Regions from separate parts of the Mus musculus genome. Here region 1 is linked to region 2. A link is a contact called in ENCODE Hi-C or POLR2A ChIA-PET data. All regions are on one chromosome and are shown on one strand. The core of a region is the stretch at or near the end of the contact, and the rest is flanking DNA. Distances in the headings are between cores, read along the strand shown.

Evidence for each region. A loop is a pair of places that touch in the nucleus more often than their neighbours do. ChIA-PET counts read pairs that join two places held with the same protein, here RNA polymerase II (POLR2A).
Region 1: POLR2A ChIA-PET joins it to region 2 with 30 read pairs in Patski. The contact joins two enhancer-like sites. A Hi-C loop is called at or near these places in 2 of 37 maps with a recorded cell type or tissue (ES-E14 and T-helper 2 cell). POLR2A ChIA-PET finds 5 or more read pairs at or near these places in 3 of 5 experiments (Patski and embryonic stem cell).

Annotation. Positions count from the first base shown.
Region 1 is chr19:53,554,472-53,560,818 of GRCm38, reverse strand. No RefSeq gene overlaps it. Among named protein-coding and RNA genes, the nearest start is that of Dusp5, 28 kb to the right of the region's middle. Within about 2 kb of position 3,443, at least 1 of the 3 ENCODE cell types and tissues checked has a DNase peak (open chromatin) inside an H3K27ac peak, as active enhancers do.
Region 2 is chr19:53,419,433-53,426,213 of GRCm38, reverse strand. No RefSeq gene overlaps it. Among named protein-coding and RNA genes, the nearest start is that of Smndc1, 32 kb to the right of the region's middle. Within about 2 kb of position 4,715, at least 2 of the 3 ENCODE cell types and tissues checked have a DNase peak (open chromatin) inside an H3K27ac peak, as active enhancers do.

The DNA of each region.
Region 1 (6,347 bases), core at 2,194-4,693, 140 kb before region 2:
TGTCCAAGAATGTCCTCTAACTGCTGTCAGCCTCACTCTTCTCGTGTGCAAAACACATTGTTGACCCGTTCTTTCTACAAACATGGCAACATCCATAGACACAGTTGTGGATCAAACATGGAGAGAGGACCCCTGCTGTCTCCTTGCCCTGGCGGCAGCCTCTTACTGATGTGTAACAGTTTCCTCTGAGATTAAAACATTCCATCCTCTAGGGGTGCTCCTCAGGCAAGGAGGTAAACAATTAAAAAACAGCTTCAGGAACTCCCTGAAACTGACCAGATTGAGTAGGCTCCTCCCTCCCAGAGTAAACAAAGTGGCAAGTCCCTTTTAGAAGAAGCAAAGCCTAGCAGCACAGAAGACTCACAGTGGAAAAGAGACTGAGACCAGACCTGCTGCCTGAGAGAAGCAGAAACCAGCCTGCTTGCCTGGAAGAAATTTAAAGCGACTAAGGCACCTGGAAGGGACATTCTCCTAGCTGTTTTTACAGTGTAACGTGCTCCAGGTTTTCTGGCTTTTCTGAGCTGTCACCCACCCTGGGGTGGACTTTGGTGATGCAGCTGTCTTTGAGTCATTTCTGCTCCTTTAAGTAACCCCAATAAAACTTATTGGTTCATCAAGTTGGACTCTGGTGGTACCAGTACTTTGGTCTATCATGGGTTCCCTACTTGGGGTGATGAGACAAATGTGTTTCCTCTCCTCAGAAAAAGTTTTGTCACACGACACTTGCATTTGAGCAAATCTAGGCATTTCCCCGTGTTGCATTATGCGTTTGGGCACTGTTGTGATGTTTACAGGGGAGAGGTAAATGTCATACGCTCTTTGCCCTAAGACCCCTCCACACTCAAAGATGGAACAGCGTTCATATTTCTTATAAATAGGTCACTACAAGGATGAACTGCACATGGATGCTGGGCTATGGGTCCGGCTTTCTGCTAGGACTGCAACTGTATGGGAACACTTCCTGGCTGCATGTTGTCTGAAACTGACTTAACCTCTCCTGGATAGGAATGATAGCTAGTGGCTCCCCTCACCCCGTTGTTGGAAGGTGACAGATGGCTGTGTGATCTGAACTCAGCCTTCATGGAGAGCCCATAGGCTTCCTGACAGCGTTGGTTGTGTCTGCTTTCACTCCTTCCCTCTGTCCATCACCCCAGAAATACTTTTATTTTTTAAAAAAAGAACAAGAACAAATTGTTCTGTTGTTGTTTTTTTTTTAAAAGACTTTTTAAAAAATTATTTATATGAGTACACTGCAGCCGTCTTCAGACACACACCAGAGAGGGCATCAGATCCCATTACAGATGGTTGTGAGCCACCATGTAGTTGCTGGGAATTGAACTCAGGACCTCTGGAAGAGCTGTCAGTGCTCTGAAACACTGAGCCATCTCTCCAGCCCCAGAAACAGTTTTTTGTTTGTTTTTTTTGGGCTTTTGGTTTTGGTTTTTTGTTTTTGTTTTTTGTTTTTTGTTTTTTGTTTTTTGTTTTTTTGAGACAGAATTTCTCAGTGTAGCCCTGGCAACTCTGGAATTCACTCTGTAGACCAGGTTATCCTTGAACTCAAAATTTGCTTAAAAGCATATGCTACCACTGCCTGACTCCAGAAACAGTACTTTTAACTGGAATGTGGTCCCTGCCAGGAGAATTGGCAGCAAACTCGTGAAGTTTAGCTGAGGATGGTAGTTTAGCCTGGTCATAATAGTTCATGCCTATAATGGTCATAATGGTTCATGCCTATAATTTTAACACTAGGGAGCCTGAGGCAGGAGGATTGTGAGTTCAAAGTGAGACAGGGCTACCCAGGGAAACCTTTATTTAAAATGGGGGATGGCAGTAGCTTAAAATGAAGAGCGTGAAAAGGAATTTCAGGAGCTGGGGAAATAACAGAACTTGGATTTGGGGTGCTTTCTACATCATTGAAAACAATAACTCTTGGAAACTTCAGTCAGGGGCAGGAGAGATGGGCAGGTGCACACTTGTTCACGAAGAAGACCTGGGTTCTATTCCAAGCATCCACATGGTGGTTTACAGCCATCCATAACTCCAGTTCCAGGGCATTCGAAGTTCTCTTCTGACAGTATGTATGACAGCACACTCACATACACGCCAGCAAAACATTCATGAATAATAATAACAATAACAACAACAGCAATAATAATAATAAATGCCAGCTTGATGGTGGTGTCACATGGCTTTAATCCTAGCATTTTGAGTCAGAGGTAGACAGATCTCTGTGAGTTCGAGCCCAGGTCTACAGAGCAAGTTCCAGGACAGCCAAGGCTACATAGAGAAACCCTGTCTAGAAAAAAACAAACAAACAAAAAAAAACCAAAACCCAGCTTCCAGTTCACTGTCCTTATTTAGTCGTTTTTCTTATAATTCCACGTAGAACAATCAATCCACTTTCGGGAGCCGTGGTACCCACTATAAAAGGAGGAAGATGGAGATTAGGGTCCCAGAGCCCTTTGAGTTTCTGACTCCTATGAATTTGGAAGGTGTGTATGGGAAAGACTGATACCCCAACTCCGACCCCAACTTGTTAGCATTCTGTCTAAACTCCATCTCACAGTCATCTGGCAACAGCCAGGTATGCTCCTCCCCACAGTTACCTGGCAACAGCGGGGGGTAGGCGACCCACTATAAAAGGCGCTGCCCCCCTCCTCTTTCCCTTGCTCTCATGCTCCCCCCTCTCTCCCCATTCCCTTCCCCCCTCTCTCTCCACGTGCTCATGGCCGACCTCTGTTTTTCTCCTCTACGCCCCCCACCCCTGCCTTTCTCTGCCTCCACTACCCTCTTAACTCTCCTCCCCACGCCCTAAATAAACTCTATTCTGTACTATACCGTGTGGCTGGTCCCACGGGGGGAAGAGTTGACTCCGCATGGGCCCGCTGAGACATCCCCTTCCCCATACCTCACCACACCCCTATAGAACATATCTTATATCGCTTTATCCTTTTATAAACACGCCACAACTCCCGTGCCCTCTCAACCATAGCCACCAGGACTTCTACTCTAGGAGCTACAGGGACAAGTCCACGTGGATTAGGAGGGGACTCCTTGAGAGTGCCTGCCTGGAGACTGGGGGTGCTAGGATGGGGGTGGAATGCTCCTTCCTGCAGCATCTGAACCCCGGGGCAAGGCTAGGGACGTCCCCTGCATGGAACCCAGGAGGAGCATGTGGCACAATCACCAGCCCGGGAATGCAGCTCAGGCAGTTCCCACGGGCTCCCTGCTCAGGGTGGGACCCCTTGCTTTGGCGGGGCCATTGGAATCACACCTGGCAAAATATTAATTACTGTTGCTTCCAAGGTCCCACCAGTCACAGCGGTGGCAGGCCCTGCCCAGGAAGTCCAAATAATCGGCATCGCTGGTATTTTAGTCACCCCTGTGGGGAGTTGGGTCACCTGACTCCACAGCTGCTCCTAGGCAGTCTCTGGCAGAACCACTTCCCGGAACCCTGCGGAAAGCAGGGGGCCTAGGCGGGGCGCGTTGGATTGGGGACGTGGAAGACTTGGGGGAAAACTTGCCATCTAGACGCCCCCTCTTTAATCCTAGCAGCCATACTTTATTTTACCAAAACAGGTTGAGAAATCTAAGAAAATTGCCCGAAGTCCCAAGCTGGCAAGAGACAAGGCTGGGACACTTTCCACTAATGGCAGGTAATTTCACAGGCCGGAAAAACCACTCCAGCCTAATCAGCGGTTGAGCATATTGAGAACGTGAGAAAGCAGTGGGCAGAAGAGTGGAATAGGGATGACACTAGACCTGTGTACACGCCCTCTTCTGGTGGCATGGAAAGGACCCCTGGAAGAGAGAGGGTGGGGGAAGAAGGGAAAGGAGGTGGGGAGGGTCACCTTACATTCCCCTCCTACCCTCTCTGAATTGTGGGAATTGAAGCAGACAGCTTCCCCAAAGCCCATTGAGATAAACTTCATTAGCAGCGTTAAAATGTCAATGAGTTAACCATTAGCATTCCAAATAATAATTCCAGATTCCGAAGTGGTTTTTGTTAAAGGATGTTCATAATTTATAAACACACGCCACTCTGTGAGCCTCCTAAATCCAGCTGTTAAGAAGGGTGATTGTCGGGCTGGTGAGATGGCTCAGTGGGTAAGAGCACCCGACTGCTCTTCCGAAGGTACGGAGTTCAAATCCCCGCAACCACATGGTGGCTCACAACCATCTGTAACAAGATCTGATGCCCTCTTCTGGAGTGTCTGAAGACAGCTACAGTGTACTTACATATAATAAATAAATCTTTAAAAAAAAAAAAAAAAAAAAAAGAAGGGTGATTGTCGATTGTTAATAACAGCACAAGGTAGGGCACACAGCTATGTACACAGACCCTAACAGCTGTTCACAGGAACTTAAAAGAAAGGGGAGAGAATGAGGGAGGAGGGGAAGGAGGAGGAGAGAGAAGAGGGGAGGGGGGAAGGTGAGAGGGAGGAGGAATCAAGGAAGGGCTACATCTAATGCATAGAAACCAGACTGACTGGAAACATTCAATACTGACAGTGGGTGTCTGTGGGTAGAAATTGTTTTTTTTTTTGTTTTTTTCTTTTTTTCCTTTCGTTTTCTGGGACAGGATTTCTCTGTGCAGCCCTGACAGTTCTGGAACACTCTCTGTAGACTAGCTCCTTGAGTGCTAGGCTGGTATCAAAGGCAGGCACTGCCACCATTTAGAATGAAAACTACCTGTACCTTATTTGAAAGAGAAGCGTGTCACACTCGTGTCATACACCAGTGGCCAAGAGCCCCTTGCCGGCATCTACTGACCATCTGGCACTGTGCAAACCTCTCTCCTTAGATTTCTTTTACATCTCCACAGCATCACTGAGGTGCCATGGTAGAGGACCCAAAGCCCCATCCAACAGGCAGGACTTTGTTCTGGATAACAGGTTCCCCTCCCCCAGCCCTACCCCCAGACCCCTACCCTCCAAGGCCAAGGGCAACGCAGCAGCCTTCAAGCCTAGTGCAGCAGATCTGGGTGCAGACCAAAGATAAGCAAGCCTGCTTTTCTAGCCCATGGCCTGGCTCCTAGACTCTAAGGGCCCTCTGCTGCCACCGCCTTCGCTGTACCACCTGGCCTCAGTGGTAAACCATTCTGAGCCTTCACTTAGGTGAAATGTCCATTTCACCTACTTGCTGCTCTAGGCCTGTGTATTTTTAAATTTTTTTGCTTATTTTTTTCAATAAGCTGTCACATCTCAGATCCCCCTATGTTGTGAACCCTTCTGCTGTTTAAGATCGCCAGGGTGTGTTCCTATGGCTTTGTCAACTTAAGTCTCGATTCCCAGTCAGTCACTTTCCAGTATTCCAGACCAGCATTCCAGTCAGACTGCTCATCGGGCCCTGTGCCTCCCACTCCTTTCCTAAGTGTGATGGAAATGTCCTGAATTTCTAGAAAATAAACCACAATAGCATTCTTGAAAACATTCTCAGAAGCCGGAGACCTACCACCCACTCTGCTGCCCTGGGAACCTGGAAAGCCATGTTGTGAAGGGCAGGAAGCCAGGAACAGACCAGAAAATGGGGTGTGGGGGGGAGCTGATGCAGAGGGGAGAGGAGAGTGCAGGGGTGGGTCAGCCTCCCTGGCACTTCCTGCCAGGCACCAGACTCCTGACTCAGGGCCTGCTACCTGCCTTCCTTGACCTTGGTCTCAGACTTGATTGTCTGAGAGAGGAAGCTGTGGTGGGTTGGACCCCCAACGCTCCTTGCTGGTCCCTTTCCTATGGTGGGTAGTGACAGCTTGTTGACACATCCATTTGCATGAAACTGTTAACTGCCATAAAGGAAGACTATGCCCTCTGCACCCTGAATCCCTGATGCCTGGAAGGATGGGATGGGAGATGACTGGGAGACAGACTGGATGAGGGGTCATGCTGTCTCTAGCTAAGCAGCGTGTACCATAAAACCTAGGATCTTCCCAGTAAGTCTTGGTGAAGTCCAATGGCCATGGCCTTCACTGATAAATTGTACTTGGAACTCTGGCTACTAACCCACAAGCAGACTCCTCTTTTCTCTCTCCTGTGCCTCATTCTCCTCATCTGGAGGGTAGGGTAGAAAAACTAGGGAAGTACCCGGGCCATGGCTGGTGGACCTCAGGACAGTCTGGCAAGCTTCCTCCTCCCACACTTCGTTCTGACTCAATCCTTCCTGTTCCTCACCTGGGTAAAAGTCCAGAAATGGGCAAAAGGTTAAGTACACTGAAATCTCCCAGCCGGATGAAAAACATTAGCAGTCAATACCAGGTTTGCCTGGTGCTCTTTTTTAATGGCATAAAAAAAAATGTGGAGTCATGTGACGTGGAAAAGGGCAAAGTATACACGTGATGCTGTGCATACTTGTGC
Region 2 (6,781 bases), core at 3,466-5,965:
GCAGAGGTATAGAAGATGGTAGTAGGTGAGTGGTCAGGCAAGGCTGGAGCTGGAGAGTCATCTTGGACAGGAGACGGTTGTTAGAGTTAAAAAATGACAAGGATTGGCCTGGGCAGCCGGAAGAGGAAATGAGATGCACAGAACCAACACGCACAGTTCCCCAGGCTGCCTTACATGATGGGGGGCGGGCACCGCCCACTGCTTGGTTCTGCCTGGGAGACCTGGGGGAAACCTTGCTGTTCCAGGAGATGCTGCAGCCAAGAGAAAGGTGGAGCTATGAACCTTCATGGTGGATCTGCAAGTGCGGAGCGTCATGCTAAGAAGACTCCACCTCACTCTCAAAATGTCTCTAGAGTGGGTCTTAAACCCTTAACCAGGAACCGAGGTATATCCAAGCTCAGTCCAGATCCGAAGGCGCCAGAGGTCTGGCTTCTTATCACACTGCCTGTTCCTCTGACATCTCACAAATCAAACCTGCAGAGTATGCTCCAGGCCATCGAATCAGATGACAGAAGCCAATGCTGTCCCACGGAACCTACAAATGCTATCACGTTTCCCTTGCTTGGCTCGTCTAAGAACAGCAAATGGGCATCACCGTTCCTGTGCCCTTTGTTCATTAAACCTCAGATTCCCAAGATGGAGTCTGGAAGCAGGAAGGAACCGGGCAGGCTCGGAGATGGAATCTCTTTCCACTGTGGGTTTTTGTTTGTTTGTTTGTTTTTCGAGACAGGGTTTCTCTGTGTAGCCCTGGCTGTCCTGGCACTCACTTTGTAGACCAGGCTGGCCTCGAACTCAGAAATCCGCCTGCCTCCGCCTCCCGAGTGCTGGGATTAAAGGCGTGCGCCACCACACCTGGCTCCAGTGTGTTTTGAGAAGCAAGAGAGCTGGGAGCCCAGGGCTCTTGTGGATACCAGACCTTCCTCCCATGTGGAAGACTTAGTCGTCCCCGGAGTGGGAGAGAGCACAAACCATTGGCCAATCTGTCCCGTGGTGAGAGAAGATGCCAGCAGGGATATTCCTGACCCACAGCAGAGCCAGTGGCTACATCATCCTGGCACTCGGGAACAGGAGAGTTCACCAGTATCTGCTGGGTATTGCTCCAGTTTTTGTCACAGAAATACGCATGGCATTGCCCCCTTGAAGGCTGAAGAACCAGAACCTCGGAGGTGCTAAGGAGAATGTTCCACGTCACATAGACAGGGGCGTGGGTCGAAGGAGTCCTCCCTCCACGGGCGCTCTGGAGAGGTCGGTGCCAGAAGCCCAGCTCTTCTTTTGTTTCTTTTCTTTTTTTAGGTCTTGGGTTGGGGTTGAAAACCGAAGGTGGGGTTTGCTGTTTTGCACAAACGACCTGCCTCGCGCGTCATCCAAACACCAAGTTCCGCTTGTGGAGGAAGTGAGAGGTGTCGGATTCGGTCATGCAGAGCGCAGCTGGCCAGGCTGCCGGAAAGAGAGAGACTGAGCTTGCTGTTGCTGTGAAGTTGTGGACTCGGCTTGAGTCAGGGCAGGAGCCATTCCCATGTCAGCACCCAGTACAGGGCCATTGTCCCACCACCCTGGCCACTCATTCCGGTCATTTCCTCCCCAGTCTCTGAAATCCACATGAAAGGAAAAAAAGAAAAAGGAAGGAGAGGTTGGGGAAAGAGAGGAAAAGAAACAGGAAGCAGCAGCCTGTCCAGGCATCCTGGGCTAAGGTGGCCTAGGTTGCGCCCTAAACCCAGGGGTGGGATGTTGTGGGCTTCATGTGGTCCAAAGCCATGCGGTTTGAACCATCCTTTGATTAACAAAAGAACATAAGACTATGAAACAAAATGAAATTATAACAAATATTTATTAAGGATGGGGGAAGGTAAGCAGCGAATCACTGTCGCCTGGAGTCACATCTTTTTACCTGCGTCTCTCTGAGGTAGTTTACCACAAATGAATGAGTTATACTTCCTGTTTGTAGCTGACCTCCCTTCCCTAGGTCACCCCTGCCCCTCAGTGCTGTCTGAGGTTCCAACACTTGTGTATCTGCAGTAAATGTACTATGATCCCAATATCTGAGCGCTGAACACTGTGGGCTTCTGTCACCCTAACTCTTTATGGGAATTGAATGATACCCATAGATGTTCCACATACAATTTGAGGGGTTCTTAAAGCCCTCTAACGCACATCTGTGGGTCCCAGGTGTGAAACCTTAACAGGTACATTCCTCTCGTGCCACACATGAGGTGACACGTGTGTGTGTGTGTGTGTGTGTGTGTGTGTGCGCGCGCGCGCGCGTACTCACATGCTTGTGACTTGCTCACGGTGACCCAGTAGGCTGGGACTCAAGAAGCAGGATGGGCTTGAACCTCGGCTCCTCCCCTCTTCCATAGTGGCTGCTCTGCCTTTAGCACCAAGTGGGCTCTCTGAAGAAGGATATCCCAAATTAGATCCTACCCCCTCAGAAGGTCTTTCTTGTGTCTCATTCTCTTCTTCAGACCGGTATTTTTGCTCCGTGCAATGGGGAGGGCAGCGACAACCGCATGGAAACGCACAGACAGGAAACAGGAATGCCCCTGTGTGTTCGAAAATATTAAGAAATGAGAGTGTGTGGGGAGGTTGGTAACAAGTTTCGCTGCGGAGAAAGAATGTAGTCCTGGGGAAGTCCCAGGAGAAATCTATCGGACTGAGTCCAGCCTCAGTGTGGCGCTCTCTCCTCCCCTCCCCAGTGTGGGTGGTCCGGGGTAGCCTCGGCGCCCCCATGCTGTGCGCTCTGCAGGTGTGCGGAGACTCCTCCCCCTCCGCCAGCTCGCCACTCCCCCTCCCCCAGGTTTGCCCACTTCCTCTTAGCCATCCGCTCAGCTTTTGGCACCTCACCCCTAGCGCCTGGCCCTCTTCTGTCACAGCAAAGTGATGTTCAGTTTTGTATGTATTTGTTTCAGCTCTGTGTGGCCCATTACATGAGAAGGTCACTGTGAGCAGGACCTGGATCCTTGGTGTCTGGGGCTCCCTGCAGCCACTCACTAAGGTAAATCAATGATGGCATGGAGTAGTGTTCTAGTTTCCTTACCGTTGCTATGATAAAACACTCCGACCAAAAGCAGTTTAGTGGAGGGAAGGGGCTTCTTGGCTTACACTTCCGGGTCACAGTTCATCACGGAGGAGAATCAGGGCAGGAACTGAACCAGGAGCTTGAACCAGAAACCATGGAGGAATGCTGCTTGCTAGCTCATTCTTAATGGAACTTTCTTATTCAGCCCAAGACCCATCCGACACAGGGACTGATGTCACCCACAGTGGGCTGGGTCCATTTTTATCAATTAACAATCGAGACCATCCGCCACCCCCATAGACATGACTACCCGCCAATCTGATCTGGGCAGTCTCTCAACTGAGACTGCCTTCTTGGGTGACTCTTGGCTGTGTCAAGTTGACAGTTAAAGCTAACTGAGACATATGATTTTGGACTTTGACTACTGAAATAAATGACCTCTGCCCCTCATTTCTGAAATCTTAGACAGGCCTGAATGTAGCTGGGTGCTTGCTTCAACCTCTAAAGCACAGAGGAATGGCGAGTGGGGTCCTGCTCCTCAGAGCTGAGGTTCCATCCAGCAAGGGCACACATCCAAACTGGCCTCTCGGATTGTTCTCGGTCTTCTGCTGCTCTTTAACAGCCCATTGGATCTGGGACGGCATCTTGCCCCCGTTCCCACTCCCACTCCCAGCTAGCCTGCCCACTAGTGGTTGAGAGACTATCAGTCACGGTTCTAAGGATGGGTTTCTCCTGAGGACTGCAGGCACCAAGGCATAATTAAGGAACTCGAACAGGTCCTTCTGCCTTCTGGGCTCGCCTCCAAATAATGGCGCTGCGCAGAGAGTAGCCTGTTATTCACACGATCCCCCCCCCCCCCCCCCCGTTTAGGTGGAATATCTTCTTCTTCTTCTTCTTCTTCTTCTTCTTCTTCTTCTTCTTCTTCTTCTTCTTCTTCTTCTTCTTCTTCTTCTTCTTCTTCTTCTTCTTCTTCTTCTTCTTCTTCTTCTTCTTCTTCTTCTTCTTCTCCTCCTCCTCCTCCTCCTCCTCCTCCTTCTCCTCCTCCTCCTCCTCCTCCTCCTCCTCCTCCTCCTTCTCCTCTCCTCCTTCTCCTTCTCCTCTCCTTCTCCTTCTTCCTCTTCTTCTTTTTTGTAACCTGACACCCACATCTTCATGACTGCAGCTGTGTATAACTCTCACAAGGAGGGAACCCTGACCACCAAATTCTTCCTCCTTCCTCCTATTTCTCTCAGTGTTGGGATGGTAGAGGTGAGGTGAAAGATTTATGCCACAAAGAGGTACAAGCCATTTTCTCCTCCGAGGCTCCTGCTGGGGGTAAGGGGTGGGTGAGGAGCCCTGATACCAACAGCTATGGACTAGCCTCCTCTTAGCAGTCAGCTTCTCTGCTTTCCAGAGTCCCCAGCAGCTGGAGGTGGGGTCTGACCTTGGACATCAGGGAACAGCACGCGCAGGGGCTAAGTGACCTCAGTTCGGTAGATAGGTGTCTGCTCCTAGAAACTGCCTTATTCCCCCTCACTATGCTCCAGTTCCTTCCTCCCGGCCACCTCAGGTGAAAAGATCTGCATGAAATTCTTTTGCCTTTTCTTGCAGCCGCCAAGTCTTTAACTTTCTTGCACCAATCGCCTTTTCAGGAGGACAAGAAATGAGCTATGATAGGCTATTCAGGAAGTTGAAGACAGCTGATTGGTGCTAATGGGTGTGGGGCGGGCCCTGCCTCTGTCCCATTCTTTCTAGTTAATCATGAGAGAGGCTTTTAACAGAGTCCTACAACCTGGGTTGACTTGAGCCGTCCCTCACTGCCTGGCTGACTCGTCTCTGAGCGTCTTGATAGGGGCCCACCACATCCCTTCCCACCTTACTCAGCTGGTGACTCTGTCTTAGATCACTGCTCCGTGGCTTGAGCACTTTGTCTCTGCTCCGGAAGAGGTTTTGCTCTGTCATAGCTCTCCTCCTCCAGAGGCCAGTGCATCAAAAGAGAGTCAGCACCCTGTAAATAGTTGTGATCCTAGGTGAGTGGCAGGTGTCACACACGCGTGTGTTGCTTGCCGTGACGAAAATGCAATGCGCAAGCAGAAAGCAACAATTGGTTCTTTGTTACAGCATTCCACGCTGGGTTCCATCCAGCATGGCTCCATACCTTTGCGGGGGGAGGAGGGGGAGTAACTAATGACTGCCTCGGATTCCTAAGGGTGAAAGGCTTAGAGGCACTGGGGGGCGGGGTGGCGGCGGGGGAGGGCGGCTAATGCAACCCAGTGTGAAACTCTGCCTCTGTCTGCTATGCTCTCCTTCTGTGAACTCCAGTACTTGATCTCTTGGTATCCCTAGTTTCCTCATGACTAAAATGGGACTGATCATAGTATTAAATAATCTTATGCGTAAAGCATTTACAATGTTGGCTAGCACACAGTAAGCACCGTACAAATTTGCTATTATGAGCACTAAGTGTCACTCTGAAGAGTTCCGTTCTTTTGTAACTAGGAAATGTGATTCTTTTTCCTTAGTTTTCCAAAAGAAGAAAAAACAAAAGAAAGGAAGGAAGGAAGAAAGAAAGAAAGATAGATAGATTTTATTTTATTTATATGGCTGGGCGTGGTGGTACACACTTTTAATCCCAGCACTTGGGAGAGACAAAGACAAGTGGGTTTCTGTGAGTTTGAGGCCAGCCTGGTCTACATAGTGAGTTCCAGAACAGCCAGAGTGAGACCCCCAACTTTAAAATGTGTGTGTGGCCGGGTGTGGTGGCGCACGCCTTTAATCCCAGCACTCGGGAGGCAGAGGCAGGCGGATTTCTGAGTTCGAGGCCAGCCTGGTCTACAAAGTGAGTTCCAGGACAGCCAAGACTACACAGAGAAGCCCTCCCTGTCTTGAAAAACAAAAACAAAAAACAAACAAAAAAGAATAAAATGCGTGTGTGTGTGTGTGTGTGCACATATGCATGTGTGTGTGTGTGTGTGTGTGTGTGTGTGTGTGTGTGTGTGCACATATGCATGTGTGTGTGTGTGTGTGTGTGTGTGTGTGCACATATGCATGTGTGTATGGCTGCGGAGACTAGAGATGTTGAGTTTTCCTGGAGCTGGAGTTACAGGCAGTTATGAACTGCCTGACATGAAGCCAGGCCCAATTTTCTTTAAGACATTCAATCCTTGGACCCCCCTCTAGTGGCGCCATCTAGTGGAGAGTGTCAAACTTGACGCTCTTACACCCCGACTACTCAGCTCTCCCGTTGGAGTGTGGAAGTAGCCTCAGACAGTATGGAAATGATGAGGGAGGCTGTGTTCTAATAAAACTTTATTGACAAAAACAGAAAGCAGGCCAGGTTTGTCCAGCAAGCCACCATTGGCCAACCCTTCATCTGCAGTAGTTTTCTTACAGACGTTGTCTCCATCCTTACCAGAGTCTTCTGCCATAAAGCTTGACTATGGGTCTGAGTGTTCACTTCCTCTAAGAAAAATGACAAAATACACACAGAAATGGAAATTTGGGGGTGAAAACTGGGAAGAAGTCCTTAATCTGTTTCCTCTTGCCTACATCAGTGATATAACACAGAGAAAAGATGAATCCGAAGCTAGAAAATACGTGTACGGAAGCCAACTTTCTTCTGGCAGCTTAAGTCTTTGCTCTGTCGGTCCATCTTTTACTGCTAGTGCGGTGTTTGCCATAGGACCCTGATTCGCAGAGTTCCAGTCACACTACCTTTTCTAAGAAGCCCGCTGAGACCCTGCCACACAGCTTAAATCTCCATTCCCTGAACTCCCACAACGCTGG